Linked DNA regions of Mus musculus: regions 1, 2, 4, 5, 6 and 7 are each linked to region 3. The links are chromatin loops, found by intact Hi-C in ENCODE. Cell type or tissue: heart. All regions are shown on one strand. Region 1 has its middle 55 kb from the start of Otud4. Region 2 holds the start of Lsm6 (LSM6 homolog, U6 small nuclear RNA and mRNA degradation associated). Region 3 holds the start of Smad1 (SMAD family member 1). Region 4 overlaps Smad1 (SMAD family member 1). Region 5 overlaps Zfp827 (zinc finger protein 827). Region 6 has its middle 77 kb from the start of Otud4. Region 7 has its middle 61 kb from the start of Gm39205.

Evidence for each region. Hi-C counts contacts between places; a loop is a spot of excess contacts. Peaks named below come from ENCODE experiments on the same cell type or tissue, not always from the same donor. Only the 100,000 strongest peaks of a DNase experiment are listed, where the experiment ranks them.
Region 1: it touches region 3 in a loop (4-fold over the local background); 8 of 42 quality-filtered maps call a loop at or near these places.
Region 2: a loop joins it to region 3, with 2.8 times the contacts of the local background. A loop is called at or near these places in 2 of 42 quality-filtered maps.
Region 4: a loop joins it to region 3, with 2.5 times the contacts of the local background. A loop is called at or near these places in 13 of 42 quality-filtered maps.
Region 5: a loop joins it to region 3, with 2.3 times the contacts of the local background. A loop is called at or near these places in 4 of 42 quality-filtered maps.
Region 6: it touches region 3 in a loop (5-fold over the local background); 3 of 42 quality-filtered maps call a loop at or near these places.
Region 7: a loop joins it to region 3, with 2.2 times the contacts of the local background. A loop is called at or near these places in 3 of 42 quality-filtered maps.

Annotation. Positions count from the first base shown.
Region 1 is chr8:79,582,905-79,586,904 of GRCm38, forward strand. No RefSeq gene overlaps it. Among named protein-coding and RNA genes, the nearest start is that of Otud4, 55 kb to the right of the region's middle. In heart, CTCF peaks have their summits at 669 (motif pointing right) and 2,263 (motif pointing left); no DNase peak of the experiment used is centred here.
Region 2 is chr8:78,819,492-78,823,491 of GRCm38, forward strand. It overlaps Lsm6 (LSM6 homolog, U6 small nuclear RNA and mRNA degradation associated), which reads right to left and starts at 1,661. Exons shown (of 5, transcript NM_001191004.1): 1 at 1,557-1,661; 2 at 496-594. In heart, no CTCF peak of the experiment used is centred here; a DNase peak (open chromatin) is centred at 1,660; H3K4me3 peaks cover 1,752 bases; H3K27ac peaks cover 1,687 bases.
Region 3 is chr8:79,397,022-79,401,021 of GRCm38, forward strand. It overlaps Smad1 (SMAD family member 1), which reads right to left and starts at 2,407. Exons shown (of 7, transcript NM_008539.4): 1 at 2,232-2,407. Gm51578 (a long non-coding RNA gene) reads right to left here. Exons shown (of 3, transcript XR_003947567.1): 3 at 3,689-4,000. In heart, no CTCF peak of the experiment used is centred here; DNase peaks (open chromatin) are centred at 870, 1,060, 1,650 and 2,470; H3K4me3 peaks cover 2,260 bases; H3K27ac peaks cover 2,426 bases.
Region 4 is chr8:79,337,361-79,341,360 of GRCm38, forward strand. It overlaps Smad1 (SMAD family member 1), which reads right to left. Exons shown (of 7, transcript NM_008539.4): 7 at 1,035-2,432. The coding sequence ends at 2,289. Among named protein-coding and RNA genes, the nearest start is that of Gm4890, 44 kb to the left of the region's middle. In heart, a CTCF peak has its summit at 2,386 (motif pointing right); a DNase peak (open chromatin) is centred at 2,371.
Region 5 is chr8:79,029,020-79,033,019 of GRCm38, forward strand. The region is part of intron 1 of Zfp827 (zinc finger protein 827); the gene reads left to right. Among named protein-coding and RNA genes, the nearest start is that of Zfp827, 2.6 kb to the left of the region's middle. In heart, CTCF peaks have their summits at 1,511 and 2,107; DNase peaks (open chromatin) are centred at 512, 742, 1,712 and 2,012; H3K4me3 peaks cover 2,855 bases; H3K27ac peaks cover 3,823 bases.
Region 6 is chr8:79,560,759-79,564,758 of GRCm38, forward strand. No RefSeq gene overlaps it. Among named protein-coding and RNA genes, the nearest start is that of Otud4, 77 kb to the right of the region's middle. In heart, a CTCF peak has its summit at 2,120 (motif pointing left); a DNase peak (open chromatin) is centred at 1,423; H3K4me3 peaks cover 716 bases; H3K27ac peaks cover 2,006 bases.
Region 7 is chr8:79,499,333-79,503,332 of GRCm38, forward strand. No RefSeq gene overlaps it. Among named protein-coding and RNA genes, the nearest start is that of Gm39205, 61 kb to the left of the region's middle. In heart, a CTCF peak has its summit at 2,167; a DNase peak (open chromatin) is centred at 2,079.

The sequences.
Region 1 (4,000 bases), 190 kb after region 3:
TCAGAATTCAAATCTAATACATTTATATTTAAGTGTTAATATTTTCACTTAAAATTTCTCATCTGTTTTATGTTTCCTTTTTACATACTTTTATTCTATACAGTCTTCTCTCTGATGCTTTTTTTTCCCCTTTTGGGTTCTCTTTGTTCCATAATCCTGAAATTTTATTCATGTATCAACTTAAACCTTTCAGTCACAATTATAGTAAAAATCGTATCAACCAGCTTCAGAGATAGCACTTCACATGGAATCCTTTCATATTTTAATGACTGATTTTGTTAGATTCCTAAGCTTTAGAATCACCTCTACTCTTATATTTGGGCGTGTGACCTTACACTGGTGCACTTGGAAACTTTTGATGTGTTTCTTTCTGTTCCTTCCTTGAGCCTTCACTGGTGAGGTCATCCTTGTCTGTCAGCAGATCCTTGATTAGAAGCCAAATCTAGAGTAGTGGGTTGGAATTCCTATCCCAGGGTGATATCGAGGACCCCACGGGGTCATTCACAGAGCAATTAGGCAGCTTGGCTAAATTTTTTATTATGAGATTATATCTGTGCTCCTCCCATTGCCGCAGCTTCCTACAAAGCTGAATCTCCAAGGAGACATCATATGGGACTGCCCTTTTTTTCAGCATCTACTCGTGAAAAGGAAGGAGTTTTCTCCGTCCACCAGGAGGAGCTAAAAGTCCTAGCCGGCACAGATGCCCTCAGCTTTCTCCAGAAACTAACCTCAGCCTACTTGCTTAGTCATTTTTTGGTTCTGTTCCCACTTAGGTGATAGTTGTTTTATTGTTCAATCCAGCTATATATTTATTCTTTTCTCCTTTGATTTTGATATAGCTTTGTTTGATTTTGTATATAATTTGGAAATATGTGTATGAAGCAGAGTAGGTTAGCAAAGCTTAAATGAAATTCAACATTTGCCAAGAAGTTGTACTGCCAGGCTCCATCTTCCCTTTCGTTACCTTCTCCCCTCCTCCTCCTCCTTCTCTTCTTCTTCCTCCTCCTCTTCCCTTGGTTTTTGTTTGTTAGTTTGTTGGTTTGTTTTAAGACAGGGTTTCTCTATGTAGCCCTGACTGTCCTGGAACTCACTCTGTAGACCAGGCTAGCCTTGAACTCGCCTGCATCTGTCTCCCAAGTGCTGGGATTAAAGGCATGTGTTGCCACCCCTACCCTTATTCTTGAGGGCTTCTTCCTGGAGTTATTCACCCTATCCTCTTGGAGTTTTTTTTCTCCTAGACCACTGCTGTTATTCTGCAAGTGGACTGATGCATTCTCTATTCTGCTTACAAGCACTCCTTGGACTTCAAATCTTTCTCCAGCTACTTCCTATCACCCTGTTCTCCTCCTACCACAACTCTGCACAGAGCTCTCTATGCTCAGTGTTTTCATGCTCTTGGTCATCCTTCTTTTTCTAGTTCATTCCAACCTCCAGTTCATCCCTGAGACTTGGTACAGCGGCAGTGATTTGGTCTTCTTCACTTCAAGTTGTCAAGCAAGCATCCCCATAGAGAGTGAACAGACTGGCGGCTCAGCCCATGGCAGGGCATTTTAATGTAGAACCCTACTATATACTGATGTTATGAGAAAGAGCCCTAGGTGCTTACCTTTGTTTTTGTTTACATCTCTCTCTTCTTCCTTAGTATCAAACTTAAAGTTTAGCTGACCATATTAATGCCTAAAATTAAGCCTACAGTTACATCCTTCTATGAACAACACATGGCTGGCTCTAGTTATTGGCTCTAGTTATTGAACCAATGAAACAAACAAGAGAAGAAGTTTTGGAATAAGGGGGAGGGCTAGAGGAACCTCTAAGAACAGTGTCCTGAAGGGGTTGGTCCGTTTGGGAGGTGTCATTTCTAGGTTTCTCCTGCCCTAAGCATGTGTGTGATGCCTCTGGACAACTTAGGGATGACAGACTGTAAGGTAGACCAGTTGCCAGATCTTTACTGTTCTATATATTGATTTGAACTTTGATCTATGATATATGAGGCCAAACTTGGTGACCGACTGCCTTCCCAGTAAGAAATTCAGCAGAAAATAAATCCACAAATATAATTTTTAAATGAAATTTACTGAGTTGAAAGCTGTTTAAAGTTAATATTAAGTTAATGTTAGATAAAGATATAACTCCAGTCTGAATAGCTGAGCCTAAAAGATTTACAGTGTTCCATGGAAACTTTACTACATCAACAAGACCAAAAGGGGTTTGTTGCTCTCCTATGGCAACAAGTAGCTCACTGAGAAGGAGCTCTGCTGACCCCTTCTGGGAGAATGAGTGTGGACATCTTAACAAAGGGCCAGACTTTTCTGGGGGAAGAGTTATTACAGATTCAAGAACAGAGAGGGCTAGCCAGGTGGCTCAGTTGGTAAACACGCTTCCTCTCCAGCCTGGAAGTCAGATCCCCAGGAGCCACATCCTGGGACGAGAACTAAAGCCTGTCCTAGGACTTTCACAGGCGTGCTGTGACACATTGACTCACACACAAAAGAGAAATAAGTAAAATGTGTTTTTTTAAAAACATAGAGGAATGAAGATTAAAACAAGGAAAGAAAACCAGTACAAGAGCCAGTAAGAAAGGGCGGGAGTCCAACATCGTTCTTTTGAAAAAACTAGAGCAAAATAGGGACAATCACAGCAAGAAACGCTATGTCAGTCACTGCCAGATGCGGAGAGAACTGATTTAAGTAACACTGTGCCACACTTCTGAGAACTATAAAGAACTATCAAACTCAAAATATCCTCATGTGGGATAGAGAGATGGCTCAGAGGTTAAGAGCACTTATTATGAGCTGGAAATATCGCTCATCAGTTGAGAGCACTGACTGCTCTTCCAGAGCACCCAGGTTCAATTCCCAGTAACTACATGGCCGCTCACAAGCGTCTATAACGCCAAGATCTGACACTCTCACACAGACATACTTGTAGGCAAAACACCAATGTGAATAAAATTAAGAGAGAGAGAGAGAGAGAGAGAGAGAGAGAGAGAAACCCAAAGTTTGGTTCCCAGCACCCATATGGTGACTTGCAACCATCTGTAATTCCAGTTCTAAGGGATTTGACACTCTCTTCTGACCTCCACACCTACCAGTTATATACCTGGTACATATACATACATGCAAGCAAAATACCCATATACACATAAAATAAAGAAAGAAGTTTGGGAGGTGATGTGAGACAGGGTCTCACTATATTAAACCAGGCTGTCCTGGAACTCACTATGTAGACCATGCTGGCCTCAAACTCACAGAGATCCTCCTGCCTCTAACACCACCACCATTTAAAGGTACCATCATGCCTGGCAATAAATAAAATTTAAATATATTACTACAAGGAATAAGTGTGATATTTTCTGTATATCCATGCATATGAATTTATGCAAAGTGGTTTGATGAATTAGATATATAATAAGATGTGTGTGTTATGCTTAGTCTAAATTATTTCACTTTTGACTCTAACTAGGACAGTATGGCTGTTTTTTAGGATTTTAACAGCACATGAAATTCAAGATAGTAAATTAAGTAGAGGTTTGGGTTCTAGGATCCTTTTCATGGAACACAAGTCTCCTAAGAATTTATAGATCTAGCTGGGCAGTGGTGGAGCATGCTTTTAATCCCAGTACATGGGAACCAGAGGCAGGCAGATTTCTGAGTTCGAGGCCAGCCTGGTCTACAGAGTAAGTTCCAGGACAGCCAGGGCTACAAAGAGAAACCCTGTCTCCAAAAAAACCAAAACAACAACAAAAAAATTCACAGATCTACATATGTTAAGATTCTATACTAGAAGACGATAATTTTTTCAGATTTTCAAGTCATCATCTTCTCTCTCCCTCCCCTTCCTACAATGCATTACTTGACAACAGAGATATGTTCTGAGAATCATGTAATTCTGCAAACATCATAAAGTATACCTACTTACACAAGCTAAGATGGCTCTGGGGCCACTGCGGGAGAGCTGTGTGTCACTGACCCAAAGAGGCAAATGACACAGAACCTCGCCA
Region 2 (4,000 bases), 580 kb before region 3:
AAATGAAGCTGTAATTACTTGTCCAGCGGTCTCTCTGCTACCCAGACACAGACTTTCCCCTTGCTGTACTCCCTAAGCAATACTCTACTGCAACCAGTGACATTAAATGGCACGTTGTGAGTAATCTAGAGATGATGTGAAGGGCACAGGAAGACTGCACAGTTTATATGTAAACACAGAGGAAACCTGAACGTCCATGCACTTTTCGGTACTGGGAGGGATAACAGTAGCACTTATCAGAAGTATCTGATCCCAACACGGGGAAGCTGGAAGCAATCGTCAAAGTCTTGAAAGGGTTGACCTTCAAAAAAATAAATAAATTTCTAGTGCTGAACACAAAAATGTAACTTTTCTATTTTCCAGTCCCTCAATCCAAAAGTAGAAAATAAGCCAGGGAGTTAAAAACAAAACAAAACTTTCTTTAAAGAAGTTCTATTATCTAGTAGGCCACCCTTCAGTGAGAGAAGAGCTGCTGCAGTCGTTAGGGGTACTCACTTGGGAGGCAGGAAACCTGAGTTCTAATCTCTGCTACTTAATTATCTGTGCAGCTTGCGTAACTCATCACCATTTCACCTGTCACGGCCCCAGGCTCATCTGCAAAATAAGGAAGTTAGGCTAGATGGGTACTGGCTGTCTCTTCCTGTTCCAGCATCTGATTAACATGTGCAGTCAGTCAGTCAGTCTGTCTCTCTGTCTGTCTCTGTCTGTCTGTCTGTCTGTCTGTCTCTCTATCTCTCTCTCTCTCTCTCTCTCTCTCTCTCTCTCTCTCTCACACACACACACACAGTCACAGCCTGCAAGTTCAAACTCCCAATAGTAATTCCAAAGTGAGGCTGTGCTTTGCTACTTTAGAACCACAGTAGGCCCTTTCACGGTTTTGAAGAGCCAAATAAATTACTAACACTTTAAGAAAAACCAGTCTCGCAATGTGCAAGAACCATCTATGCTAGTAATTGAAAATTTGAGGAATAGAAGTTAAGGCATCACGATATCGTTCGGGATGCGAAAATGAAGCAAAAAACTCACACCCAAAGACGTCAGCCTGGGAAACAGCTGAATAATTTATGAGATCCACACAATAAAACAGGGGGCCCAAACGAGATCAATGAATTTTAAAATCACAACTTGTCTCATTTTAATGTAAGTATAAAACTAAATACTGGTGTGTGGTTAAAAAACTTGGTGGTCTTAGCTGAAACAGAAACAGGCCCACACAAGAGAAAGGGAGTTGGTGTGCCGAGGCCGTCAGCAAGGACCATTTCCTCCGCTCGTCTGTATTTACTTTCCGTCGCGCAGGGCTCGCGGGTGGAGGAGGGCGCCGAAGTCGCGCGCCACCGTAACCCTGGGCGCTCACCCCAATCGGCGCGAAGCGCGCGCGCCACGGGAGCGCGCCCGGCACCGCGAGCCCGCGTGGCCCAGACCAGCGAGCATCTCCTGGGACGCAGGCCCGGCTCGAGCCGCTCCCCGCCAGCCCGGACCATCCGCGGCCTACGCCAGCCGCTCCCACCCGGAGTGCCTGCCCGCACCCATTCATTCCTCCCAGGCCGCGGGCTCACCTTGCAGCCGGATCCAGAACGCTCACAGGCCGGGCTTCCGCGGACGCGCGCGCCGAAAACCGAAACCGCCCCCGGCAGCGGCTTTCCCATCTCACCCAATCAGCGTCCTCCTTGCCTATGGCGACCCGCGGGGATCAAAAACAGTCAGAACGCGTTAGTGAGCTGGCTTCCAAGACCGGGTTTGTTTAATGGTACCGTCGGCACCCAGCCAGGGCTTGAAGTAAAGGTCCGATATTCTGATATTCTCTCTTTTGCCAGAAAATAGAATACGAAAGCAAAACAACCAACCAAGAGCTAGAAGTGATCTTGTGTGTGTGTGTTTACAGTAAAGAACCTTAAAATATTAAGAAACGGAAACTTACAGTTAAAACGATGGCTGTTGAGCACCCCGAAATAGCCTTAAATAATTTAAAACAAATACAAGTTAAAAGCCTCAAACCCTCAAACTAACTTCTGCATATAAATTAAATGTATGAAGAGATTGTTTCCATGGGAATGCTGAAACAAAAAAATAATTCAAGCAACTCTGAATTATAACGGCATCAATTAGAAAACGTTACAAATTAGTTTAATTGGAAACTGCATGCAGATACTATTTAAGTAGTGTATGGGAACTTGGTTAGGGATACTTCATGAATTCTTAATGCATGCTTTTTATTTATGGAAGAAAAAAAGTCACAGGAAGACAATTTCTTCTACCCCCACGATCTCTTTATATTTTAACTTATATTTTATATTTATATTTTAAATTTTAATTCTGTTTCTGTTGTTTAACATTCAACAAAGTTATAATACCTTCAAACAACAGCTACATAACCCTGATAAGTGTTACAGGATCTAAGATGCAGAATTGTTTTCTGAAACACAAAGTGGATTCCTCCTTTTCTACGTGCCTTTGATTGATATCCTGGACAGTGATCTACCTGCCTTTGGTTGATACCCCAGACAGTGAACAACTGGGTGGAATTTGGAAAAGAACAGGAACATCCTTCTGTCTGTCTGTAAAATTCCAGTTGATGTCAAGACCAAATAATTACAGACATTGATCAAACAGCATTTTAGGCTCTTGAAATATAAAATTAGGAACACAGGTAAAGTCACATTTAAATCAAAGAAGGAGCACGCTATGCCTTGTCCCTAAAATAAAAACTGCTTTATAGGTCAAATTGGGGGCTGAGGATTTAGCACAGTGGTAGCATATCTAGTGTGCATGAACATCTCTGGCACCACAGCGGTAGTGGCATAGTGGCGCTCACACCTGTAATCCTAGCACCCAGGCATGCGTGCAGGAAAATCAGAAATTCAAGATCATCCTCAGCTACAGAATGAGTTTGAGACCAGCCTGGGCTATTTGAGACCTTGTCTAAAAAAAGAAAAAAGAAAGAAAAATCAAATTGTGCTACATACTACATTTCTTACTGACTGTAATTATGATATGCGTATTATATAGAGAGATGAAATAGGTAGGTAGACATAGATATAAGCATAGCTGCTCTCACGTTAGCACAGAGCTGTGATGCAGTCACCGAGTCTGGCTGGTGAACAGGCGGTGAGAAGAGTTTTGGGGGCCTGGTTCATCTGCAGAATAGTTGCCACTGTCTTCGAGGGCACAAGTCTATAAAGTCACAAGGCAACAATTGGTTGGACCAACAAATGTATAAATCTGTGGTTATCCTGAGAAACCCCTCAGCAGCTTAGAACTGGCCTTTACCAAAACACCAGACAGCTTCCCACATTCCGTGTGTGCACTTGCCGGCATCTTTTACGTATTTACAAGAAAAAAAAATGTGTGCAAAACTTCTTCCAGATTCCTGTTGAAAAGCCAGTCTTTAAAATCCTGCACATAACGTTAATTTATTAGGGAGACTTTTTAACATCATAAAAATAATTCAGAAAAGCTTAGCTCAGTTTACTTAGCTCAGTGCTGGATTAATATGCCTGAATTATTATACAGAGGTTAGGGTTGTACACTGATATATTCTGTATGGGTTTTGGCACATGCATAATGTATGTGTCCACATTTATAACATAAAGATACTCATTTATAACATTATAGGGAACACCCTCTGGGCTTCAGCCTTCCTCTCGGCCATGCCAGTCACGTGTTACTTTCCTTTCACGGTGATTTTGTCCTTCATAGTGTCACTGACTTGTCACCCTGTGACCAAGCCTTTTCAGATCGGCTTGGGTCCCTCCAGGCCTTCATAAGTCGTGTCCTTTAAGTGTTGAGTAGTAAACAATCTGCTCAGATCCAGCACAGTGGCTTTCACTCACTCACTAAGGGTCAGCTTGGTTGTGTCCGAGCTATGGCAGTTACCAAAAGGGTGTTATAAATATCCCTACGTAGGTGTTTGTGCGGAATTAGGTTTTGAATCTTTAATTTTAAAAGATTTTTTTTTTACTTTATGGGAATAACTGCTTCCCCTACACATGTGCACCTGCAT
Region 3 (4,000 bases):
AGGCTGACCCCATGTCATCCTGACGGATCATTTTGCACCAGTTCAGTGCTGTAAATCAATTTAAGATCTCAAGCAGGTTGAAAAGGCTGGTAATGATGCTCTCTCTGCCTCTCTGGAGACTCCGCATTACACACAACTCTACATTATTTATAAAGTCTCGGCGATGCCTCCATTAGCCCTGTAAGACCACACAAATGAGGTCTTTTATACACACACACACACACACAACTTGGCCTTGATTATGTAGGCTACTGCAGCTTAAATATGCTCATCTAATTACATCAGAGCTTATTCTTCTTCCAATATACCACATTATTGCATTTTATCTTGAGCCCAGAATAGCTGGAAATCAAGATTAAAAACCGAAATTTAGTTTTTAACTAATGTGTGTAACTGGGGACCAAGATTTACTTCCTCTTAATGCTCACACGAATTTACCAGAAAAGGAATTTAAATTCCAAAACGAACAAGAGTTTAGCATTTTTTTAATTGCCAAAAGCAAAACAAAACCCAGCTACTCCTCCAAAATGTCAAAACCACCATCTCTCCAAGAACTAGAGGACATTGCAAAAGGGAGAGTGTATTTTATTACTACTATGGTTGCAGGGGTCAAAACTAAATCAAGGACAAATCCCCATCCTCTGAAGAAACCTGATCGTTCTGGAGCCTCTGGCATCCCCACCCCCAGAAGAGACCCTGGTTTACAGTTCCCTAGGAAATGCAGACTTCCACAGATGGCACTCCACCTTCAGAGAAATATCATCTAACTGAAAACGAGGAAAGCAGAGATGGAGAGGGCGAACCCAAAAGCCAGTCCAGTCTATTTAGGCCTGGCACCTACATCACAGTAACGCTGGTGCAAAACATAGGCGCACCAATTGAAAACACCCAGGCAGTGGACACTGCCTCTGCCTTGACTCTTTGTGAATTGTTCCAGCACAGCTCATCAGCTTCCGGTACAACTTACAGTGGTAATTATAAACACGATGAAAAATGAACCTGGCCAGGGAACAGTTTTCTCATTGTGCTGAGGTGTGGGCACATTATCCACCACAGGCCCTTAGAGAGAGATTGATGCTGTGAAGGGCATGCTGTGAATCTGCTCCAAAAACAGGAAGGCATTACATAAACCAAGCAACTCCTTTCAGTCCGTGCTTTGAAAACTTCAGATGTCACCCAGGAACCCAAGAGAGGGGGAAGAGGCCAGGGGTTGACAACAAGCATTCTACAACGATGCTCTCTTAGATGGCTGTGGCATAGGCGGCGATTTTCAGATGGAAAGCTCTTGGCTGGATTACTTTGTACCGTGCATTTAGAAAAACTACATGTGCCTCCGAATAAACAAAAGCCGCGACTACCATACTGTCTGGATGTAGCCGGTGATGGTCCCTCCTGGCTCCTCCGAGCACCTCGGGGAGACGCTGGCCCCGCAGCCTTCGCACGCAGTCCGCAAAGCGGCTGCACAGGCCCGCGCTCTCACGCCCACCGCCCCCACCCCGCGACAGAAACACTAACAAAGACGGTCTGGACGAGAACAGTTGTTCTCGGCGCTCGGAACGCGCAGTGAGGCAATCGAATCCGGTAAAGGGAAAGGAATGAGGCGACACTGGGCGACGCAGGGGGTGTAGGCGGAAGGGGGCGGGGGGGGGGGGGGGGAGACGCGAGGCCGCCAGACCTTTGAATAAATCAGAGGGAACTACGCTACGAACTTTCCTTAACCCCGATCCCCAAATCAGGCTGTGTGGGGACCCACAGGGGTGCGCGCGTCCATCCAGGGAGACCCGAGCTGAGCGCAGCGCTGTCCCCGCGAGGGTCCGCAGGCCGGGGCGGGGACACAATGGGGCTGCGGCCCGATGCGGAACGGGGGTCCCCGGAGAACTGGACACGCCCGACAAAGACGCGGGGAGGCAGGGAGGTCTGGCGGCAGGTTCGCGGCCGCGAGGCGCCATCATGGGGGGGGGGGGGGACTGCGTCCCGGAGCTCGTCCCAGATTTCCTTCAGCGCGGGTCCCCCGAGTCCTCCCGGATCCTCCCCGGAGCCCGTCCCAGATCGACCCCAGAGCCCGCCCAGAATCCCCTCGGAGCCTGTCCCCGATCCTCCCCCGGAGCCCGCCCGGGATGCCCCCCGGAGCCCGCCCAGGATCCCCCCCTGGAGCTGGTCCCTGTCCCGGTGCGCCCCGCGCGGCACAGGACAAGTCTGTCTCGAGTCGGCTCGGGTACGCTCGGCTTTACCGGCTCGGCGGCGCGCCCATCCGCAGGGACGCACGAGACCCGGCGCCGGGTCCCGTGCTCCGATCCGCTCCCGGCCGCCGTCCCCGCGCTCTGCTTAGCTCCGGGCCGCCGTCCCCGCGCCTCGGCCCCGGCCTCGCCTTGGTGCGCCCGCTCGCTCCCCGAGCCTGGATTGATCTGGTCGCGCTGGCGTCAGGCAGTCGGAACCGCCCAGCCTCCACAGCCCGCCTGCCAATACCCGGCGCACAACCCGCCTGCCGCTTGCCCTCGCTCACACGCGCACCGCGCGCGCCCGCTGCCGCTTAGGGATCCTCTCCAAATTACCGGCCCGCGCCTTCCTCTGACTCTAGTCCCTGCCTAGCTGCCAGTCAAATTCCAAAGCCTGTGTTATTTTCTGAAAAGTTCTCGAACACGACCATCGAGCCCACTCAGTCGTCCTAAAAACGCATTTTTAAAGGCCCTGCAATCACTGACTCAGTGATTTACCGGCCCTTCATGTAGCATGAGCCTCAAATTGGCTGACCTGTTAACTACTAGGTAGATACATTTATTTCCAGTATGTACCCTTCCTGCGGCAAATGACAGAAACCATTTGTATGTTTGTTAAAAGGTCTCGTAGCCCAGGATGACCTCGAACACGCTTTGAAGGGGAAAAGGCCTTGAACTTCTCTTCCTCCAGCCTCCACATCCTCAGTGCTGGGATTACAGGGCTGCACATATTTTTATTTATAAGGTTCTGGGAATCATCGAACCCATGGCCTTATGCATGCTGGACAAGAACTTTACAACTGAACTTCCTTGCTTTCTTGTTTGCCTGGAAATGAGATCTCTCTCTACAGACCAGACTGGCTTTGGACTGGGAAATACCCTTTTAGTACTGTAAATTTGGGTGCAATCTTTTAGATAACAGTTTTGCCCCTATTCCCACCCACCCCCCCAAAAAAACCCACAAAACAAAAATACACACACACACACAAAGGAACTCACATCTTACTGATCTGTTCAGACACCAAAAACACCTTCTTGAAACAATCAACTTTTTTTCTTGGTCAGTTTCTGGAAGTTGGCATGGAATCTTGAACACTTATCATAATGTTGAGTTATGTTTAGAGAAGAACTATTCTAGGAGTAAATGCCCCACAAACCAAAAAAAGAAAAAAATCATTGCCCGCAATATAAAGAAATACCAAAGGCCACTACAAATTAATGACACTCTCCAATTATTCCTGTACCTTTACATGCTTAGCACTCCACTTAAAATTCTTATTAATTATTTAAGTATTATATCTGCATTACATATTTAATTATTCAAAGGAAATGCAACAAATCCCATAAACCCATAAAATGCCATTTATAAATTATACATAAGAATATTCCTGCTAATTAAATTTCTTTCTTCATTAAACTATTTGAGCACTTACTGGTCAATTCTTGGATCTCATCTTATTTTCCTTAAAAGCAGCATTTGACATAGTTGGTTGCTCTCTGGTCCCTTGGGCAACAGTTGGAGTGAGCCTGGCTTAAAGCCACTCAGGGCCATTTCCCTCCCCTGTACAGACCCTCTGTAGATGAAAAGAGTGAGGTATATCCATACATGGGAACATTACTCAGCCATAGAAAAGGAAAGAAGCACTTCCCCTGCCTCCCAGGGTGGAATGAGAGCCTCTGTCCCATCCTCAGCACAGAATAAACCGGGTGGGATGGTGCTGGCCTCTAATGCCCACCCTCTGGGCTGGAGCAAGGTCAGAAGTCCAAGGGCATCCTTGGCTATA
Region 4 (4,000 bases), 60 kb before region 3:
TTCTTACCTTAGCTGAATGATTCCCAGTCTAACTCTGTGGTGATAAATGGAATATAAATGGAGAGGTCTAGCAAAGATGGACAGGACTGTCACAGTCTAGGTCTCCTGGCCCAGGCTTTCTCTGCTTGCTAGTGATAGATAGTCTTGGGGGCAACAGTAAGAGAAAGAAATCTGGGCCTGGCCACTGTTTAGGGTTGCATTTTGTAGTTTCAGGGGAATAAGACATTCTCCCAATGGTGGGAGGCAGTAGATTCTGAAATTTTGGGGTTGTGAACCAAGTCTAGGAAAGAATATAAGGAGAAACAGTGACATTTATGTGGCTAGAAACTTTGACCTCAAATTGTTTTTTGTTTTTAATAAATTTTTAAAAATCCCCTTGGTGGAGCTGAGCAGTGGTTGGCACATGCACTTGGGAGGCAGAGGCAGGCAAATCTCCGATCAGCCTGGTCCACAGAGCGAGTTCCAGTGCAGTCAGGGATAAGAGGAATGACCAGCCCTATCCCAGGAAAACTGCACCAAGGTCACCATTTTCTCTTGTGCAGCCTCAGTTTCTAGCCATCTTGGCTGCATTCTCCCATGGCTGCCCTTGTGTGCACTGTTAACTCCCAAATCTTCTCTTCTGGTTACCTAAGCGTGCTGCTGCAGTTCCTGACATTATCTATCGGTGGGCTGGTAAGATGCCTCAGTGGGTAACGGTGTTGCCTGTCAATCCTGGAGACCTCACTTTAATCTCGGAAACCCACACCATGGGAGGACAGACCAAGCTACCCTCTGACCTGCACAGGCACACCATGGTACATATCCCACCTGCCTTCAAGAAACTGGTTTTAAGTTTACACACTTAGTTTTTCCCTTAATGTTTCCAGTTTTATGTACCCTTACTCTTCCAATTCCAAATCACTCAGCTCTCTTAGCAGTTCAGGTTCACGTCTTCATTTCAGTAATTTAGCTTTTGTATCAGGCAGAGAGCACTCAGAAGAGCACCATATCTTACTGATCTAAAATTTTAACATGCAAAGAAAAAAAATGACACATTTTTTAATCAAAGTAAGCAATAATGACAGGTTTTATTTAAAAATTTCCAGTAGAGAAAAACCCTGCTAGTGTTGGAATAAAAGTACTCGCTGTATAAGAGCAAAGGAGAATAAAAAAATTAACAGAAGAAAAGAAACCAAATAGTACAAAAAAAAACAAATCAAAATAAAACAAAAAACAAAAACAAAAACAAAAAAAACAACCTTTGAAATGGATTCCAATAGAGAGATCTTTAATCCTGCGAATAATGAACAGAGTTACCAGGTTTGGCAAACAATTTATTTGGAAATCAAAGCCTATGTCTGTACTGTAAACTCCATAAAAACTGCTCATTCAATTCAAGCTTTTCATATACTGGGTACTGAAACACGAAGCCAGTTGATTTGCGAACAGAAGGAATTACTCATCTGCTCTCACAGTTAGAGGAATTAACCAGCTGCTTAACTGTGCCGTGGAGCGGATAAGACAGAAGAAAAGAAGTCAGATAAAACTCTACAAAAACTGAAACACAGCAAATTCAGACACCAGCTTGTCTGTTTAAGGCAGCAAGCTGAGCTTTACGGTATAGTCTACATTTGCAGCCGTCGTTTTCTTCCCGACCCCGCCCCTCAGATACTCTGTAAACCCACTAGCCATTTAGACTATTCATAACCTCCAAATATTCTGTATATACATATTTAGCAAAGAGCATATGCCTGCCATCATTCTGACAGTAATACAGCCAGCATACAGTTTCAGAAAGATTACTATGCATGTCATAACGATTAACCTGTACTTTAAAAACAAACAAAAAACCCATTCATTTCTAAACAAGTAGTTTTAAAATATTAAGAAAACCCATGAGAAGATGATTCAACGTGGGCTCTGAGCCTGATGAAAGCCCACTTCAGAAAGACTATCAGCGCCAACCTTCTGCCAACACCCCACACAAAAGGATTGATTACAATCATTTTTTTCTTTTTTCCTAATAGATAATTTGTCCCTGGCTTGGCCATCTCTTTTTTTTTTAACTATACACAAAAGTCCTGCTGAAAGTCAGCATTTTAGTTGATTTTTACAACAGAATGTCACAATGTAAACTGAAAGGGTTCTTGCTATCAACCAAGGCTTGTCAGTTTCTCAATCCAATAGTTGGTCACAGAGGTCAAGTATTATCGTGGCTCCTTCGTCAGGTCTCCATCCTGTCTGACTTGTCCATCCTTCAAGTACATGCAAGGCTCGATAGTTTGCAAGAGACGGAAGCCACAGGTCTTTTAAGACACGGATGAAATAGGATTGTGGGGTGAGCCCATCTGGGTCAGAACCTTATCCAGCCACTGGAGAGGGCCATGCAGATGGATCTCAATCCAGCAGGGGGTGCTGGTAACATCCTGCCGGTGGTATTCGGCTCCCCAACCCTAGGCAAAAGAAAGCACACTGGGGATCAGTTAGCTCCTTAGTCTCAGTGATTCGGTACAAAGGTCAGATGATCGGTTTGTAGAAGCCTGCTTGGACTCATGGTAACATCTGACAAGAACAGCACACCACAAATGCATACATATGTAGTCGGTAAATGTTGGGATATATATTGAATACTCAAGTCCATCCTAGGACCCCCCAGATGACCCATTTTGTCAGGTATGGTGGGTGGCACACTTCTTTAGTCCCAGCAGGATGTCAGCCAGCCCTTTGTCTTCAAGGAACTCATTGTCTAAAGAGACAGACCTGCATATAACTGTAGCTGCTGAATGTTCAAACCCAGGGACACACACAACACAGGTGGAGTGCACACACCCAACTTTGTCTTAAAAGTTCTTGCTCAGATATATTTCTTAAAATTGCTAGAAAGAGGTATGTACCAGACCCTAGCAGCCATAACTCTTTGCAAACAAGGGTCAATCACAAGTTTGTGCTCTTGTTCACACCAACACCATTTTACTTTTTAAAATTTTTAAGATAGGGTCTCATTGAGTCACCCATGTTAGCTTCAAACTCAGTGTAGCCCAGACTGACTTTGAAGTCATTTGCAATCCTCCTACCGCAGCCTCTCACTAGTGCTAGGATTATAGGACAGCCGTTCACTCCTGGCTTTCATGGTGACCTCTACTGAATACTATTGTCCTAATTGATCATTCTGATACCATGTAGCAAGCCACCTTCCTGACCAGATGAATGATGGAGCCTGACACTTCAAGACAATGACTAGGTGTTGGGAAGAACTTTGGGGTACATAACTATCCTCCCTCCACTTTCACTTGAGACTGAAAGATCAAGAGATCTGTGTGGTTGACAGGTAGAAGAATTTAATCTTCCAGAGTGGGGAAGAAACAGAATATTAGTCTGTCTGACACGACCTCTACTGTCTGTATTCAGTGGTAAGGGGAGAATGTAGCAAGCGACTGCTCTAACAGGGCTCAGTGGTGGCATGTACTGCTTAGCATATGAGAGACCCTGGGTTTTATTCCCTCTGCCACAAAGATGGACAGAGGGGAACCAGGCATGGTGGCCCACACTTGTAATTCCAGCACATGGGAGGTAAGGCCTGAGGATTGGCATAAGTTTGTAGCCAGCTGGGACAGAATAGTGAGTTTCAGGCCAGCTGGGTTACAGAGTAAAACCCTGTCTGAAACACACACACACACACACATACACACACACACACACACACACACACACACACACACACACACACATATGGGTTAAGGAGATGGTTCAGCCTGCAGAGGGCTTGCCATGCAATCGCAAGGACCTGCACCCCAACACCCATTTCAAGAAGAAAACACTGCTAGAGGTGAATTCTTGGACAAAGGCGCTTACTTACTACGCAAGCCTAGCAACTCCTGCTCAGTCCCTGTGAGTCGCATTGCTGTTGCAGGACACCGTTTGAGTGTGGATTTATCTACGAACGCCTATCTGAGGCATCCAGGTCTCCGATACAAGCAATTATGAGCTGTGGGATGTGGCCGATGAGAACAGGATTCTGACC
Region 5 (4,000 bases), 370 kb before region 3:
ACTCCGGTTTGCGGGGGAGGGGGCGAGAGGAGGGAGGAGGGGAGTAGTGTGGATGCCGGGTTTTTGTCGCGGGTGGGGGGAGGTGGGAGAGGTTGCAATCTTGGAAAAAAAAAAGAAATTCCGTGTGGATCCCGGTGCACAAGGGTGCGGGGTTGGGGCGCGCGCAGGGCCGAGGCCGTGACATGGCGATTGGGGGTGTCGGGGCGAGGGCGCGCGGCCGCCCGCCGGGCTGGGGACCGGAGAGGTCGGTCTCCGGCTAAAGGTTGCGCCGGGGTGGGTCGGCCCCGGAGCCGCGGGCAGCTGGAGCTGGAGGCGGAGGTGGAGGCGGTGGCGGAGGGGAAGGCAGGGGCGGTCGAGGAGGGTGTGGGGGCGCCGGGGGGCGCGGGTGGCCGATCGGGGGGCGAGGCCGGGCAGCCGAGCGGATGTGGGGTGCGGGAGCCGCGCCGAGGCTGAGGCGAGGCAGCCAGGGCGGCGCGCGGCGCGCGAGGTCCCTGCAGAGCCGAGGGGAGGGCGGAGCAGGGCTCCCGGCCGCAATAAAATGCGGGGTCAGGCGGAGCAGACAGAGCCGGGGCGACGCGGGCTCGCAGACCCCCCTGCCCCGCCAGCCCGAGCAGAGTCCGTGACTAAAGTGCATCCCAGCCCTCCTGGCCCTAGCCACACACGCCAACTGGAGACTCGCGCCGGGCTGCGCGGCCGGGTCCCCGTCCCCTCCTCCACCCGCGCCTCGGGTCCCTCCGCGCCGCCCTCCCGCTTTTCTTTGCGAGACTCTTAACTTTTCCCCCACTCCCTCTCGGGCTCCCCCCTCGTCCCCCCACAAGCTCTCCGCTCGGAGTGTTCCGAGATGCTGCTGAAGCTAAAAGTGAAGGAGAAAGAAGCAACTAAAAATATCCCCCCCGGGGCCGCCGGGCTCCTTGAATGCAGGGGAGAGGGGGCAGGGGAGAAGGCGTGGGGCGGGGTGGCGGGAGGAGGGGACGCGGGAGGCGCCGGAGGGAGGGGTCGGGGGAGACGGAGGGTCAGTTTCTCCTCTTCCCCCCTCCCGCCCCCCCCCTGCTCAGCTCCCCTCTCCGGGGCGGCTTGGCGCTGCTCGGAGCCCGATCCTGCAAAACCCGGGCTGGGGGCGGGAGCGGAGCCGGAGCGCCTGCCCGCGCGGGTGTCAGGCCGACGTGGTCGGTCACCTGAAGTTCACGGAGGGTGGGGGAAGGGTTAAGGTTATGGTGTCTCGGGTTATGTGTGAGCGTGTGTGTTTCCGCCGCAGACGGGCGAGCGCGATCGATCTCTCCTTCGCGAAATCTCCGCGGCGGTGCCCACGCGAGGGGTCCGCAGGGCTGCTGTGGCCCGGGCGGGCGCGGTGGCACCCGGAGTGGCGAGCAAGGGCACGCGCGGGCAGTCTGCTCCGCAAACATTCCTCTTTTCTTCCCCCTTCCCGGTATGCAAGGAGTCGACGCACAGGGCTAGGGTTATGCTTTTTTTCCCCTTCCTTTAGGGAGGAAAAAAAAAAATGCCCCCGTGCAGTCCTTTCTTCGCCTGCCCGCTAGAGGTTCTGAGGATAATATCACATATGTAATATATATGCACATAAAATCACTCGCAGGCGGCTGCGAGTGTAGGAAAATTTTGTGCGAGGAGGAGAAGGAGGCGCAGTCGGGGCGGGCGAGGCGGGAGGCTCCGCGCTGCGATTCACAGAAAACTCGCAGCAGTTGGTGGAAGTGTGCGTGCACATGGCCGGGCCGGGCTTCCCTCTTGCTCGGACGCGCGTGGGCAGCGAGGCGGGGGGGGGGGGGGGGGCTGCTGTCCCGGGCGGGCGCCACCGCGGGAGGCTTGCCCTGCTCGCACAAAATGGGCTTCAGTGTTCTCTGCGAACTTGCCCTTAGATGGCAACTTTGGGAGCTGATGAGCTTGTATGCGAAAACCAGGGCGGTGAGGTTACTTGGTCATTTCCCTTTCTTCTCTTCTCCCCCTGCTTAAAAAAAAATGTTGGCGGGGTTAGAGGGAGGGTGGGAGAAGAGAAGGGATTTATCAGTTTCGGCTGAGACGGCTGGAACGCCGCCCCTCCCGTGGTGTGCAGTGCAGTCGGGCAGCTGCAGCCTGCCCTGCCGGTGACCTTGACCCTGACCTCCTGCGACTACCCTCTGTCTGAGAGGAAATTCAGGCTCCATTTTAGCTCCGGTGTCTGGTGGGCCTCTCCCGCGGATTGCTGCCTGTTGATGAAGTTTTTCTTTTCTTTTTTTTTCTTTTTCTTTTTGAGAGTGAGCTCTCTCCTGGTTCTCAGATTGAATACTGCTATCTACTCCAAAAAAAAAAAAAAAAATCACCTCCCCTTGCAGTCATATTAAGCCACTTTACCCTAAGTAAGAAGCAATTTACTTTTGGAAGCACAGTAAACGGTCCAGCCTCCCCCCCCCTTCTTTTTAAGGGAAGCCTTAATTTGTAAAGCGTTTCCACCTCTTTTTGTATTGAATGAATTTTTATGTGTGCATGTGTGCTGCCTTTTCTAAGCGGGGTTTACACATGTTTTATAAGCAATTTACATTTTGACTAAGAGCAATTTCTGGGCAAATAGTGTATTTTCCAAGTCAGTCATAGTAACCCAGGGCCAGCTAAGAGCCCAGTGATGATCCTAGAAACTTGAGAATGATATACAGACATGAGGCATATCGATTTGGGTAAAAATGAATGTTCATTTCCATTTAATACAGAGTATAGTTGTAGACCTACGGCCTAGTTTTCAATACTGAACTATTTTGTGTTTGGGAAAAGGGCTCCCTCCCTGGGAGAACTATGCTGTATCAAGGTTAAAACACAGTTGAGGCTTGGGATTAAAGGTGCCTGTTAGAAGCCATCTTGGAGTTTAAAGAAGTTATACAGAGACAAACCTAAAAATTGCCCCCCAACCCTCGGTCTGTTTTGTAGGTGAGGCAAAGAGGTGGTTTAGTGAATAAACTGGGGAAATTTAAATTGCTTTTAAGGCAAAAGGACCTTTCTGAGTAAATGAAAAAGTTATTAAAGCCACTATTGATGTGTTGATTTAAGAGTTGATAGAACCTGTAAATATTAGGAAGTGCAGTGTGCATGCACGCACACACACACACACACACACACACACACACACAAACTTACTGTTTGAATTTGTAGAACAGTTGAAATCCTTTCCATTTCTGCCAGCAATCTTGGCCCTTGCACTCCCAGCAATGGGGCTAAAGAATTTCAGAGCACACACTGTTACCACATACAGATGTTTTCTGTGAGTGGAGTCTACTTCTCACATTAAACAATACTATCTAGGAACATTCTGGGCCTGCAAAGCCCACTGTCTTCCTACAGTACAGACACCAGGGAACCTGGATAGTCCACCCTAGAGTGGATTAGTCCTGGAAATCCAGGCGAGCACTTGGTATTATCTGATACCAAGTCTGGGGTGAGCCTTGGCTCCTGGCACAGAGTACTAGCAATTCCCCAGGCTGGGCTCCTGCCTGCTAGGGTTTCCTAGCTCCTTCTGTTCTGCTAGACACCCCTGGGACTGTTCAGAACCGAATTAGCTTTGGAGATGGGCGAGCCTTTAACCTGACACTACTAACCTTAGCTTTGGGTTTCTGATTTAAAATTCTACAGTCATTTTCTTCTGGGCCTCAAAAGTAAGTGGGGGAGGGAGTATGTGTGTGTGCTCACACATGTGTGTCATGTTTATGTTACATGGGACGTCTCAGATGTACTAGAAAAAGTGGTATGTCCTGGGAAGATGAAGTGGTCCTTCTATTTACATATCAAAGAGAAGGTCTGTAGTAACTTTTGGAAGTCCCACTCAGCCAAGGATGTTAAGCCGATATATTTGGGGGGTAGGCTTAAAAATTATTATTCAAAATAAAGGCTTCTGTTTCTTGGCTTAATGAAGTTATTTTCATTTTGGGACTTAAAATGTGACTCAACTGCTGTTGATGGCTCTTTCACAAAAGTTCTTTGATTAATAAAGTCCAGTGCCATGTTTGAAAGAATGGCCTCAAGG
Region 6 (4,000 bases), 160 kb after region 3:
ATGGCAACTTAGAAGAAAATTGCAGAATATTTAATAATGTGAAAAATGTTTGCATGTACTCCAGTTTAAAAGACCAACCTGGCCAGCACAATAGCTCAGGAAATAAAGGGGCTGGCAACAAAGCCAGAATGGCGTTATACAAATTATCCTCTGATATCTACCATGTTCCAAGTCATGCATACATCCCCACTCATAAACACATACACATACATAAAATAAATGAGTGTAAGAAAAAGAATATTAACCTGTGCCCCAAAGATCTGCTTTGTTAAAATCATGGTGAATTAATTGTATTTTCTATATTTTTTTCAATAAGTTAAGGTTATTTTCACACTTGATGTTTTTATTTGTTTCATTCATTTGTGGCTCTCTGGATTGAACCCAGGCCCTTGTGTCTGCTAGCCTAGGCTAGCACAACCGATTCTTTACATTTTAGGAAGAACAGCTTACTAGCATCTTTACAACAAAGTACTACTACATTTTGTCGGGGGGAAAAATAAGAAGATCCTGAAATTGAAGGCCTGTCCCTGGTCGTTATGAAATGACCTCTTGTCTTGTTTGCTACATATTGTGACTTGCCTGTTTATTTTATTTTCCAAAGTCTCACTAAGTAACCCAGGCTATCCAGAAACTCACTATGTACACCAGGCTAGCCTCAAACTCACAGAGGTCTGCCTGCTTCTGTCTCCCAAGTATTGGGATTAAAGGCATGCACCACTATGCATTTCTCCTTTATGTCCTAGTTTTAAGGCCCTAAAGGCCTTGGCACAGGACAGACCCCAGAGTGTTCCAGCTTTGTGACTATGCATGCATCTGAGCCTCTATGTTACTCTGCATTAGCACATTTAACTGATGACCTTAGCTGAGTCGCATTTTTTTAAAAGTCAAATTGACTTAGAGCATTGCTCATTAGATTTTAAGTACCAGATGATTCATCATTTACGGTAAATCTATTAGATAGATTACTCCGCAAGATTCACCACTGTCAGCATGGCAGGCCTGCCTGGAAATTAAGGATAAGAATGGAAATTGAAGGAGAGAGATTCCTATCTGCGATTTGAAATTTAAACTTAGACAGCTATGGCAAGCATCCGAGCCTGAGTCAGAGGGCCAGGGCATCTGCCACATGTCTGAGACGGTCCACTCTAATAATAGCCCAGGATCCCCTTTGAGAAAGGTGAATGCCTTGCTTCATAAGGAAAAGTAAAGCTTGCATGTTAAAATCCTTTAAGGAGCGTTTCTTTGCCCTTTAAAAAGACATTCACCGTGTAGCTGGGCTGCATATGTGATCCATGAAACTTAACAATCGTGGAGTCTCCGAGGGTTAAATATAGCTTCAAACCAACAACAGTTCGGCCGGGGGCCCTAGCTCACCAGATGTTATTCCACTAATAGTGAGTGATCTCACCCCTGCTGTGGATGGTTATTCATCTGGGAGAGAATAAGGAAAGTGAGACAATCATTACGTCACCTTTTCCTGTACATTACCCTCCCTGCAGCTAAGAAGGAAGCGTGCTGCTGAGGTAGACCGTGCTGCTGAGGTAGATCTGCACTAAGTCATGCTCTTGCAGGTCTGAGAGGAGGGACTTGCCTTTGGGAGGGTCGCCCTTGCCCGCTGGAGCACTTGGCAGTGAGCTGTAACCCTCAGCCTTGCTTCCAGCAGCTCACTCTTTTCTTCTCTTCCCTGAAGCAGCTATCTCACTGTCCTCAGATGGCCACTGGGGAGGCAGAGATGTTTCTAGAAGCATAAAAACTTCTGAATAATGGAGTAAACTTTTAAAATAACGCTCATGAGATCATGTCTTTTCTCGTTCGAATGACTCATCCGGGCTACCTATCAAGCCACAAGTTCAAGCTAGGATAAAATTAATATATAGATAATACTGTAAAAGGGGGCAAGCTATTATGCTATATTACATATGTAATAAAAATAAATATTACACTATGGAACAAATATCTGTCCACAGATATATGCATTTTTATCAAACCAAAAGCAGGACTGGAGAGACGGCTCAACTGATAAGAGCGTATTCTGCTCTCAAGTCAGATCCCATCACCCATGCTGGGTGGTCACCATGACCTGTGACTCCAGTTTCAGGAAATCCAACGCCCTCTTGTGGATTCCATGGACACTGCACCCATGTGCTCGAATCTAACACCCCCACCAACACACAAACACACATACACACACTCATACGTGCAACTTTTATGTAAAAAATAAAATAAAATAAATCAGGATCGTTAGAAAGCTCGTGTTTCTTAGTTTACAACTTTAACTCCCTCCTGAATTTTGTTTCAGCTCTCCTCGGAATACAGGAGCAAGTTGGCACCATGCAAATTAGCGAATGTTCTCAAAGGCCTCAGCTTTCTGCAAGGGGTTAACCGGACTTTGCCTTCCTCTTGTCTTACCCATCTTTCTTAGAATAGCGCTGCAAAGGAAAGGGGCAGTCACAAAGGACAGCAACTGGATGACTGACTGTGGGCTCCTGGCAACAAAGCCTCAGTTTCTCCTAAGCCCGTCCAGCCTCCTCAAGGCCACTGTGTTGTTGCCTCCCATGAAGGAGTCTGGTGGCTGAGAAAATATGCGCCCAAAGATAAAGACTTCACATTCTTAACTTCTGTTCTCTTCTCTCCTGTGCTGACCCCTGCTCTCTATCTGCCAACTTCCATACACATTTTCTTCCAAGAACACTGACAAGAGAAATAAGGTTCCTAGGCATGGCCCCCAGAGCCACCGCTTTCTCCATTTCCTCTAGATGCAAAGGTACCACTTGTAATATTAGAATAATGAGAGGACCAGGGAATGGTGAGGTGGCTCAGCTGTCGGGTTATGCCTGGAGTTAGACGCTGTCAGTGTGTGTGTGTGTGTGTGTGTGTGTGTGTGTGTGTGTGTGCATGTGTGTGTGTGCATAAATTTCTAGAATCATTTGTAATGAACTCTGAGAAATATTTTATTAGGTAGTAAGCTTTGAGTGATGTTTTTCTCATTCTTCTTAGTAGTTTCTATATTATAGTTGTATTTAAAACATACACAGATTTGTAATGGAACAAAGAGAAATACTAAAAGCCAATTTTAATTGGATCAATTACTATATTTTTTCAGAATAGATGCTGACCCAGATTCTATTTACCAACTCCAGAACAGTTCCCTTGGTGGGGAAATCACACCTCATCAAATCCCCACCCTTAGAGTCCCCTCCAGCTTCTCTCTGTGCTTGGCAAGGTGGCTTGCTTTGACCAATGGTGCTACAGTAAATATGCGTACACGGGGGTTTATACCAACACTTTCTGAGATCTTGTGTGAAGCTGGTGATTAACGAACATATTTCAGAAGACTTTCATGTTTCCCTTAGTTAATCGTGTGTGTGTGTGTCTGTGTGTGTGTCTGTGTATGAAAGACTGTGTCTGTGTATGTGAATGTGTGTCTGTGTGTGAGTGTGTCTGTGTGGAGTATCTGTGTGTGCCTGTATGTGTGAGTGTGCCTGTGTGTGTGTGCCTGTGTGTGTGTGCCTGTGTGTGTGTGCCTGTGTGTGCATTTGTGCCTGTGTATATGAGTGTGTATGTCTGTTTGTGTCTCTATGAGTGTATTGTGAAAATGTGCATCTGTGTGTGACTGTTTGCAGGTTTCTGTCTGTTGCGGGTTTCTGTTTGTGTGTGTCATGTGTATGTCTGTGTGTGTATGTATGTCTGTGTGTGTGCCTGTGTGTGAAGTTTTGTATATGTGTGTCTGTCTGTGTGTGTGTGTCTGTATCTGAGTGTGTCTGTGTGTGGGTTTGTATGTGTATGTCTATGTATAAGTGATCTTGTTTATCTGTGTATGAGTGTGTGTCTGTGTGTAAGTGTATCTTGTGTGGGGTATCTGTATGTGTGTGACTGTATGTGCGAAAGAGTGCCTGTGTGTATGTCTATGTATGTGAATGTGTGTCTGTGTGACTGTATTGTGAAAGTGTGTCTGCATGTGTTTGTGTATGTTTGTGTGTGAATGTGCCTGTGTATCTGT
Region 7 (4,000 bases), 100 kb after region 3:
AACTGAGTCTCCTTCTACCAGAAGCCATCGACTCTCAGAAGTGCCTCAGCTGGGGTGAACTCTTGTGATCCCCTCCACCCACCATGATGAATATTGGCTGACTTGGTCTTGGGCAGGTCTTGTATAGGCACCCACATCAGCTGTGAGCTCATGAGTGCTGAGATCCTGATCTGTCCAGATGACAGTGTTTTTGTCAAGTCCTCCATGACCTCTGTCAGGCTCTTACAGCCTTTCTGCCTCTTTTCCTTGATTGTCCATGAACCTTGGGGGAACCAACTATGATACAGATCTTCCTCTTGTGGTTGTCATTTCACCCTTTGAATCATCTGAGAGATACCTTCTTGTGCTATCCCCTGGGATAACAATATCAGGCCCAAGAACTGGCTATCTTTTCCTGGTTTTGCCTTGATTTTTATTGTAAGTACAGCAGGGTGATTTGGTAACAGAAAAGAGGAGACAGAAAAGTGTCGGCAGTGGACATAGTAGCAGCAAAACCTGGGAGGTGATGGTGGGACCTCTGTCAGAAGTGGCAATGCAGCAAACAGACTTCTTTGTGACAGAGAGAGAGTAGCTGGAGTCAGAGACAGTGGAAGTAGAGGCAGCACAGCCAATGAAGGATGATGAACCTATTGAAGCCACCAAAGCAGGGACTTGGGGCTAGAGGAGTTCTAGGCAGCTGCCAAACCCAAAAGCTGAGATCTCAATTCCAAAGATCCAAAAGAGCCTTAACACTAAGAACTATAAGCACTAGCTATTGTTAGGAGATGAGGACCCAGTACCCAGTACTTTCAAGCTGTATACTTGGCTGGCACTGATTGCTGCGGAAGCAAGGCGCAGTACCACAGTAGTTGCCAAATGCCAGGTCACTGGTCATTAAAGCCAAGAACAGTACGCCTCCGACCTGAGATGCTTGAGTGATGTTTCTGGCTTGGAGAGTCTCCAGTTCTCAAGCCGTGGGGTTATAAGCCCCTGAGTCTGTCACTCGATGACAGTACTAAAAGGTTTACTCTTCATCTGCTGATAAATTCTCTCTGAGGAGAGCAGTTGTTAACCCAGGCAGAAACTGAACCACTTCAACCCAGAATCAGATCTAATGGGCATCTGGGTTTCCTTCTTAGCAATCAGCCCCAGTTGCTCAACTAGATTCTGACTGGACACAAGGACTTCAATACAAGCCTGGACCACCAGGACAACTAACCATGCTGACTCCTTGATGGTAAATAACTAATCAGTCATCAATGCTGACTGCCAACAGAATTTAAACTTTAAGAAAAGCCTGGGTCAGTGAGATGGCTCAGTGGGTAAGGGTGCTTGCTGTCAAGACCCATGACTTGAACTTGATCCCAGAACCTACATGGTGGAAGGAAGGAGAGAGTTTACTACTCTCACAATTTGTCTTCTGACCTCTGTGTACCCTGGCACACACACACTGCTCCACACACTGGATGGATGGATGGATGGATGGATGGATGGATGGATGGATGGATAGATGGATGGACGGATGATATATGATAAAAAAGCTTAATGTAATGGAAAGGTGATGCTTAGTAGTTAAAAGTGCTGGTGCTCATGTAGAGAACCCGTATTAGACTCCCAGCACCCACATAGCAGCCTGAAGATGACCTCTGTGGACACCAGGCATGCGCATGGTGCACATACATACATACATGCAAGACACTCATTCCCCCCCAAAAAATAAAAATACAGGAAACTAAAACAAGACTTCAAAAAACCTTTAAAGTCAGGAGCTGGTAGCACACTCCTTTAATCCTGTAACTTAGGAGGCAGAGGCAGGCAGATCTCTGAGTTTAAGGACAGCCTGGTCTACAGAGTGAGTTCCAGGACAGCCAGGGCTACACAAAAAAAGCCCTATCTCAAAACAAACAAGTAAACAAATAAACAAAAATGTTTAAAACACTTTTAACAAAGAAAAGCTTAATATCCAAGAAGACTCTCCAATGACCAATTAGGACTAAGTTCAGAAAGCACCCTGGGAAATGTCTGCTGACTCGGAGTGGGGTGCCATGTATTCTGTGTTCCTGGAAGAAGCAGGAAGCACATGCCTGGGAACGTTCCTGTTTCAGTAGCCAAGATAAACAGTCCCAGAGAGTTTCGTTTTGCTACTCAGACTGCATAGGCAGGGAATCCGGGTGGGATCTCCTTCTTATAAGCTAGCGCCTCCTTTGGTTTCTTTGGCCACATACTTTCTTTTTGTACTGAAGGCTGCCTCTCCATTTTATTAATTTATTCATTCATTCGTTCGTTCGTTCGTTCGTTCGTTTGTTTGTTTTTAAGACTGAGTCTCATCGCACAGCTCTAACTGGTCTGGAACTTTCTATGTAGATAAGGAAGGCTACAAACTCACAGAGATCTGCCTTCCACTATTTTGCAAAGTTCTGGGATTAAAGAACTACCATGTTGGGCTTCTTTAAACACAGCCTACTCCTCCCCCCCCCCCCATAGAACTCCCTTCTCATTGATTTTGTTGTTGTTAACAAGAGCATAGGAAATTCCTCTTTGGGAACTTTCTGGAAGCTGGCCACACAACTCCTAACTCAAATGCTTTTTAGAGAACCCATGAAGCTCTATAGAGCTTCCTTTGGAAATGAGTCTGTTCCAGAGTGGATGGGGGGCCCACAATCCTTCCCCTCACACAGTGGGGTTAGCCCAGCGCCATGTAAAAGCTACGTATGCCTGTCTCAGGGGGCAGTCATGTTCTCTAGCATCCACAGCTCGCACTATAAGATTTGAAACTCTTGTTGCTATTATAACATTCATGGAAAAATAATGCAAGTGTTTGCTAAAATTCTCTTAAACAACAGATGAAGCCCCACCCCCACCCCAAGGCTTGGAGGAAAATACTTCGAGTCACAAAGTGGTCATGCCATGACATCCAACTCAGGTGCTGAGGTCACACCCTGCCACTTCCAGCCAGGGTCAGACTGAGCCTGAGACCTGCACTCCGTGCACACACGCCCCCATGCTGGTGCAGTGCACTCCCAAGCAGTCAGGACCTTACTCCCACTATCTGAGACTCCTGTCTGGCCTCCTCTGCCTCCCCTTGGCAAACTGGCATTGCTTTGATAACTCAGTCTTGTGAGTTCTCCCTTCCTCTCCCTTCTCTCTGAATGTTTCCTAAATCAAGACATAATCCTTGTAGTTTGACAGCAGCATGGTGTCTGGTGTGTGTGAGTTCTGGGTTAGAGACTCAGCTCGATAATGAAGTCCTGCATCAGTGTTCCCATCAGTAAGTAGGGGAAATTCTGGCACACTCCTCATATGACATATGTGACTACTAGATGAAAGGTGCCTAGACATCAAGTAACACCATCCTCAGCACTTACTAAATGCTCTACTGCTTTTCTGAAGTGAGTTCTATTTTTATGGATCATTAGTCCAATAGACTTAAAGATGATCTGCATAAGATATAGTAGAACCTCGGATAAGCTCATGTCAGGGTAAGGCTTTTGGGGATAAAATGAGAGATTTCTTTCCTGTCAGCACATGCCTGGGAGACATGACTGGACCTGCCTCGTGGTGGCTCTGTGCCATCCTGACTTGCTCTGAAGTACAGTTTGAAGTACCAAGAAGACGTAGCCATGCTGTACCTATGCCTCCATTGTCATTCTACATTCTGAGCTGCAATCTTGTTGATAACAAACACTTCTCTCCTTGAGCCCTTCACTCCTTAGCCAATGTCTCATGCAGGAATGGTTCAGTTTGGTCTTGAGTTGCTCTTGTTTCTCAGATTTTTTCCATTGTACAGTTCCCTCCCCAGCTAGAAGGCATTATGTCTTGAATCTGTCATCAGTGTCACTGACATGAGGAATCATAGCTTTTTTTTCCCATTTTTTATTAGGTATTTAGCTCATTTACATTTCCAATGCTATACCAAAAGTCCCCCATACCCACCCACCCCCACTCCCCTACCCACCCACTCCCCCTTTTTGGCCCTGGCGTTCCCCTGTACTGGGGCATATAAAGTTTGCGTGTCCAATGG